2 separate regions of the Homo sapiens genome follow, and region 2 is linked to region 1. Evidence: chromatin contacts called from ENCODE Hi-C or POLR2A ChIA-PET data. All regions are on one chromosome and are shown on one strand. Each heading gives the region's core, a stretch centred on a gene start or an enhancer-like site at or near the end of the contact. The rest is flanking DNA. Distances are from core to core; before and after follow the strand shown. Region 1 overlaps LPCAT3 (lysophosphatidylcholine acyltransferase 3). Region 2 holds the start of C1R (complement C1r).

Region 1 (3,212 bases), core at 60-2,559:
TTCCAGATGGTAAACGTCTTTCCCTTAGCAGCTCAGGCTACAGCTGACAGCGGTTCAGGGGACAGGGGTAGGCAGGGGACTGTGGTATAGAAATTAGCAGACCTAATTTCTAACCCCTCTCCCAGCACTTAGCAGTATGACTTCAGGTAGGTGGCTTATCACAGGCCCAAGTGTTCCATCCACAGATTGTAATGGTAACTCTTTGCCTGCCTCAAGGAAGGGCCACCAGCTAACCCTTTGCATACTGTGCCATTAGGCTCTTTGGTTTAACCCACTATCCAGGAGCAGAGTCACTTCAAGGCAAGACAGAAAAGCAACTTAGAATGAGTTAAAGAACCTAAGCCTAGGCCAGGCAAAGTGGCTCACACCTGTAATCCCAGCACCTTGGGAGGCCAAGGCAGTCAGATTGCTTGAGCCCAGGAGTTTGAGACTAACCCGGGCAACATGGTGAAACCCCATCTCTACAAAAAAAATACAAAAATTAGCCCTCCAGCCTGGGCAACATGGTGAAACAAAAAAAATTAAAAATTAGCCGGGTGGGGTGGCATGCACCTGTGGTCCCAGCATCTAAATTCTCATCTCAGTTTAGCCCTCATTTTGCCAAGAAGCCTTGAGCAACGCTCTTCCCATTACAGGTTTTCAGCACCTCCATTTGTAGGAATTTATTAAGGCTTTTAATGATGGGATGAGGAGAAAGGAAAAAGGAAAGAGAACATTGAATTTCAGAGCAAGGAGAAGAAATAGTAGTGATGCTAGAATAAATACTTCTGCCTCTCCTAGGCCTACCTTCTGGCTGGATACTATTACACTGCCACCGGCAACTACGATATCAAGTGGACAATGCCACATTGTGTTCTGACTTTGAAGCTGATTGGTGAGTGATGGTCACTGCCTGCCTTCCTTACATGTAGGTCCCTCCCCCATCTCACTAAAAACTTCCTCGGCACCCCCCCTCCGCCCCCCGCCATACACTTCTGGCTGCACTCAGTCTACAGGCCACATCCTCAGTGTCCTCTCCCACCACCCTACCCATCCGTTCTCTCTCTGCTCAGGTTTGGCTGTTGACTACTTTGACGGAGGGAAAGATCAGGTAAGTACCCATTCATCGGCAGAGAGGTTCAAGACTTAATGAAAGGGAAGAAAAAAGTTGTTAACAAAAGACTGAACCCAAATTCCAGAGCGGAGCCTCTCCCTCATTCCCCAGCCTGTGCAATCTCCCTTTCAGATAGCACTGAGCAAGGATCAACAAATCTAATTTGCCCAGGATCCAGCTCTTGCACAAAGTCCAGAGATCAATGCCAGCAAGGCATTTGCTAAAGCAGCAACAGCCAGCTATGCACACACATACGCATTTCCACAAGAAGCAACTATTTGTCATCCCCCAAAGAGAAGGCTATTTGAAGAACCCCAGTCAGTGGGGCACACAGGTGGGGAACACTCAAAGTGGCTCTTGTGGGGAGATTCAAGGCTATCCTGAACCATGCATTCTCTTCTTGGCATAGAATTCCTTGTCCTCTGAGCAACAGAAATATGCCATACGTGGTGTTCCTTCCCTGCTGGAAGTTGCTGGTTTCTCCTACTTCTATGGGGCCTTCTTGGTAGGGCCCCAGTTCTCAATGAATCACTACATGAAGCTGGTGCAGGGAGAGCTGATTGACATACCAGGAAAGATACCAAACAGGTAATTGCCCCTCTTGGTCCAGATGTTTGTGTAGGTATTTCACTCACTCTGAAGTGACTCTTCTGAAAGCTGCATTCTCCAGCATGACCCTGGCATAGAGACCTGAGTCATGCAGGCCCTGGACTGTTGTAACAGGCACTCTGTGCCAGGAGTGGGCCCTTTTTAGTTTAGGGTTCTTCCAGTTATCCATTCTAACACTAGTACAAACATAAAAATCCACATTTATGCCACAGGATTTTGCCTGAACCAGTCACATTTCTGCCTTTAAAGCCTATTTTCATGTATATATGAAATATATTTATGATTGATAGGTAGGTAGGCAGGTTGATAGGTAGGTAGGTAGATAGAGGCTGGGCACAGTGGTTTCACCTCTATAATCCCAGCACTTTGGGAGGCCGAGGTGGGAGGATCACTTGAGCCCGTGAGTTCTAGACCAGCCTGGCAACATAGAGAGACTCTGTCTCTACAAAAAAATACAAAAATTATCAGACATAGTGGCATGCATCTGTAGTCCAAGCTACATAGGAGGCTGAAGTGGGAGAATTGCTTGAGTCCAGGGGAGGTGGGTCAAGGCTGCAGTGAGCTTTGATCACACCACTGCACTCCATTCTGGGCAACATAGCAAAATCCTGTCTCAAAAATATTTATCAGTAGGAAATGCAGGAGGGCACAGTGGCTCATGCCTGTAATGCCAACGCTCTGGGAGGCCAAGGCAGGAGGATCACTGGAGGCCAGGAGTTCAAGACCAGCCTGGGCAACATAGTGAGACCCCATCTCTACAAAAAAAAATTATCCAGGCAAGGTGGTACATGCCTATAGTCCCAGCTACTCAGGTGGCCAAGGCAAGGGGATCGCTTGAGCCCAGGAGTTCAAGGCCACAGCGAGCAATGACTATGCCTCTGTACTCTAGCCGGAGTGGCAGAGCAAGGCCCTGACTCTAGAAAATAAAAATTAAAATGGTAAAAAAAAAAAAAAAAAAAAAGTTTAATTGCCAGAAGAATTCCTTCACTGAGAACTTGTCCATCCTGTGTTTCAGCATCAATTCAACCAAGAAATGAAGGAGCAGATTCAAAGTGGTTATTTTTATTATCTTACCTCCACTGGGTTTTCAGTCCCAATGGAGATTGTGAGACCTGGCAAGACCTTGAGATCAGTAGCATCCCTGAGGGGTAAACACAAGACTGGTCCACTGTCTGCTGCCCTGACTTTCCTACAACTCTTAAGAGGTTTGCAGTCCCCATTCCTCATAGCCAGCCATAGAAATCTTTCCCTGAAACAGGAAACACTTTGGGCAGCAGAGCTTCTCATCCCATTCCAGGTAGACAACCACACCCCTAAACACTCCTCTCCATAACTGAAGGTCAGAGGGTGAAGGGAATAGTCTCTGCTCTCTGTGACCAGGAACTTCACTCGTTCCTTTCCAGCATCATTCCTGCTCTCAAGCGCCTGAGTCTGGGCCTTTTCTACCTAGTGGGCTACACACTGCTCAGCCCCCACATCACAGAAGACTATCTCCTCACTGAAGACTATG
Region 2 (3,641 bases), core at 47-2,546, 110 kb before region 1:
TCTAACTACTGATGATGTGGTCACTGCCTGATGGGGAACTGCATCAGCTCTGTGAATTCTTGCAATCTATTGCCTGGGAAAGTGTCTTGCACATTAAACAGGTAGCCCATAAATGGATGAACGGGGGTGGGGGCAGAAGGGTGGAGGTTGGAGGGATTCATCTAATAAGGGAAACAAGCAGAACAGCCTACAAAGGCTTAAGAACGCAGAGTCCTGCTCTGCAGCCCAAGCCCCTCCGTGGGATGAAGTGCCATCAGATATTTGGTGCCATGGAGAGTTGATGAAGAAAGCCTTCCAAAAACAATGAAATTGTTTTTTAATTTATTTTAACTTTTAGAGACGAGATCTCACTATGTTGCCCAGGCTGGTTTCGAACTCCTGGGCTCAAGAGATCTTCCCACCCTGGCCTCGAAAAGTGCTGGCATCACAGGCATGAGCCACCACACGTGGCCAAGAGCAAAAGTTTTAAAGCAGGACACTATGGCCTGATGGACAGGAGAGACTAGGGTCCCTCCTCCCTCCCAGGGGCCTGGCTTCATCTCAGAAAAACCGAGTCCCTCTTGCTCCACACCCGCATCCTTAGCTTCAGCCCTGGCAGTTGTGTTGAGCAGATGCTAAGGAGATGGGGACATTTTACCCCCTCCGCAGCCGCCCCAGAGGGTCTCAAACCCAGGGCTGATTTAGGGTTGCCCTGACATGGCCAACCCTATTCTATGTCCAAGTGTCATTCATGGCTAAAGCAGGCCAGGGCCCCAAGGCAACCAAGCTCCTCTCTCCTCTGCCCGCTCCCACACACCCTCCTCTGCCCCAGTGTTCCTATCATTACGTCCTGGGCATTGAAACCCGGGCCATTCTTGGACCAGGGCTGTGGGCTGAATGAGGGCAGGAAGAACAGGGTCAATGGGAAAGGACAGCCCAGAAAAGAGAATTCACCACCACCTGTGGTCTCCCACTGCTTTGGTAGGAACCTTGTAAACACAGCAGCAGCCCCCAGGAAAGTCTTGGAAGAAGGGAGAAGCTGATCAGATTTAGAGACTGAGACATCTGGGCCTCCAACCCAAGGCTCCCCGGGCCCTAAAAAGCCAGACTCCCGTCTCCTTAGCCCTTTCCCTCACCGACCAGCAGGTGGCACCACAAACAGGGATTTCAAAACCAAAACTAAATTAAAGTGGAAACTCAGATCTTTTGTTTATGCAAATAGTTCATTCCCTCCAACATTCCTCCGGGAATGGTCCCCCCTCCACTCCACAGAAAACCCTCCCCTCCCTGCTGTGCATGACGCGGGCTCCCTCTGCACACAGTGCACGAAGACGCTGTCGGGAGAGCCCAGGATTCAACACGGGCCTTGAGAAATGTGAGTAAGGGTGATGGGCAACCAGGTGGGAGGGAGAAGCCAGGGGAGAAGCCAGGGCATGGGAGGCAATTCAGGGAGACAGGAACACCCTTCTCTCTTCACACACCTCATCAGTTCCACTGTGCACACGCGTGGACACACACAACACACGCCCCATCCCTCCTCCTAGGGATCAGAGGAGACTTCATACATAGATGCTCATGCCATGGTCCTTTCTTCCCTCTGGGCTCTTGGCAGGGAGCAGCGAGAGGAGGGGACCCCTTGCCCAGGACGGGACACTCTGTGCCTGTGTCCCCCACTCCACAGATGGTTTCTCCCAGACGCTCTTGCTGAACCTGTGGGAGCCCTTTCAGAGACCCACGGGTGGAAACCCTCACCCTCCATTAACTGGTCCCAAGCCAGTCCTATTCCTGGAAGGGGAGGGGAGGGACGCGTCCGGGCAGGGGAGGAGGCTGGAAAGGGAGTGTGAGGGGAGTGTGGTGGCCTCTGGACTGGACACTGCCCTGGAGAGTGACCCGATGCAGCAGCTGCACAGGCCATCCTCCCCACCCACGCACCCCTGCTGAGAACATGTCTGTGAGGTTCAGGGTGGGCAGAGAGGAGAATGCCCAGTGGTATGGCCGTCTCATCCCCTGCCACAGCCACTGCCCACATGGCAAGAGTGCTGAACCCCTCCAGCTCCAGATACTCTCTTTTGTTTTGGCAGGTGGCTCTTGTACCTCCTGGTGCCGGCCCTGTTCTGCAGGGCAGGAGGCTCCATTCCCATCCCTCAGAAGTTATTTGGGGAGGTGACTTCCCCTCTGTTCCCCAAGCCTTACCCCAACAACTTTGAAACAACCACTGTGATCACAGTCCCCACGGGATACAGGGTGAAGCTCGTCTTCCAGCAGTTTGACCTGGAGCCTTCTGAAGGCTGCTTCTATGATTATGTCAAGGTAGGGGCAGGATGGGCGGGCAGAGGGGAGACAAAACTGGGCCCTCTGGGATCTGGGATCTGTATGGCATGCACACCCCCAGACACAGCCCAGCCCCACAAGAGCTGATGGCCAACGGCCTCTCTGAGAGCCCGGGGATGCCCTGGATGGGCGCTCACTGGTGTAGAGGCCCTCGGTGAGCACTGAGGGGAGAAGCACAGAGAAGGAAGGGGACAGGACCCACTCAGGAAATTCAACATCCACTGAGTCAGGAAAACCTTCCCCATCTGCTGTCTAGCTGAGAGTCTTTGGGAAACCACTGTGCCTCAGCTTCCCTGTCTCCAAGGAAATGATTGACATGGCTGCCTGCTTCAACAGGAACACAGGGACATGAGGAGGAGAAATGTGGGCTCTGGCAGCACAGGAATAGCCTTCAGCAAGGACAGTGTGCTCAGAACCCTCACCTCTGTGGCAACCAAGGGTACCTTCCCAGGCCTGTCTTTCTCTATCCAGTAAAAATGAGATTCAGGGCTCAAGCAGAGCCTGCGAAGGTCCAACAACTACCATTCCCAGGAGACCCCTGGAGATTATGCGTGAATTACATGACAATGGCACGTCTTACCGGCTCAGAAGACTTGGCGAGTGTGCAGTGTTGGGGGAGGGCGTTTGCTGGCAGAGTCAAGGAGAGGTTGAGGAGGCTGTGAGGAGGAAGGAAGAGGGACGAGGCAGTGCCTGCTGACACTGAGATGGGTGGGCTTCAGGGCTCATGTTCCGCCGAGGGCATCAGGAGGCACTCGAGGTGTGAATGGTTTGATTAGGCTGAGGTGGAATCTGAAGACAGAAAATAAAGCGGAGCTGTCTGAGCTCTGGGAATGAGGGGCAGGTAAAGGCTGGGTACAGACAACCAGGACCCCAGGGGAACAGGCCATAGGAGGTGGTGGGGATGGAGAAGGACCTGAAACCTGCCAGAGGAGCAGAAAACAGGGAAAGGGTGAGGTACCCAGTCCAGGACAACACGCAAAGAGTGAGTCAGTGGGAGACTCAGGGAACAGCTGAAAGTCACATGGGGAAGTTTGCAGCAGCTGAGCCCAGCAGGTAGTGACCAGCCAGAGCCATTGTGGTGCATGATGCACTCTGGGCGAGACAAGGAGGACCATCACTGAGCCACCACGTGCGCCACTCCGCAACAGATCTTCTTCCTACCCCCTGTCCTTCTTCCACCAGATCTCTGCTGATAAGAAAAGCCTGGGGAGGTTCTGTGGGCAACTGGGTTCTCCACTGGGCAACCCCCCGGGAAAGAAGGAATTTATGTCCCAAGGGAACAAGATGCTGCTGACCTTCCACACAGACTTCTCCAACGAGGAGAATGGGAC

The links. Hi-C counts contacts between places; a loop is a spot of excess contacts on that map. ChIA-PET counts read pairs that join two places held with the same protein, here RNA polymerase II (POLR2A). Pooled maps may share reads with other maps.
Region 2: a map of Caco-2 shows a loop between it and region 1 (7-fold over the local background). The contact joins the promoter of C1R here to the enhancer-like site in region 1. A Hi-C loop is called at or near these places in 20 of 168 maps with a recorded cell type or tissue (B cell, CD4-positive, alpha-beta T cell, CD4-positive, alpha-beta memory T cell and 15 more), 31 of 37 single-sample maps with no recorded cell type and 33 of 50 pooled maps. POLR2A ChIA-PET finds 5 or more read pairs at or near these places in 18 of 52 experiments (AG04449, CD4-positive, alpha-beta memory T cell, Caco-2 and 13 more).

Annotation. Positions count from the first base shown.
Region 1 is chr12:6,979,473-6,982,684 of GRCh38, reverse strand. LPCAT3 (lysophosphatidylcholine acyltransferase 3) reads left to right here. Exons shown (of 13, transcript NM_005768.6): 3 at 1-9; 4 at 781-874; 5 at 1,053-1,090; 6 at 1,503-1,681; 7 at 3,106-3,212. It overlaps EMG1 (EMG1 N1-specific pseudouridine methyltransferase), which reads right to left. Exons shown (of 6, transcript NM_006331.8): 6 at 2,749-3,212. Among named protein-coding and RNA genes, the nearest start is that of EMG1, 10 kb to the right of the region's middle. Within about 2 kb of position 1,309, at least 2 of the 41 ENCODE cell types and tissues checked have a DNase peak (open chromatin) inside an H3K27ac peak, as active enhancers do.
Region 2 is chr12:7,090,100-7,093,740 of GRCh38, reverse strand. It overlaps C1R (complement C1r), which reads left to right and starts at 1,296. Exons shown (of 11, transcript NM_001733.7): 1 at 1,296-1,354; 2 at 2,061-2,289; 3 at 3,493-3,641. The coding sequence starts at 1,353. RefSeq lists an enhancer at 954-1,248.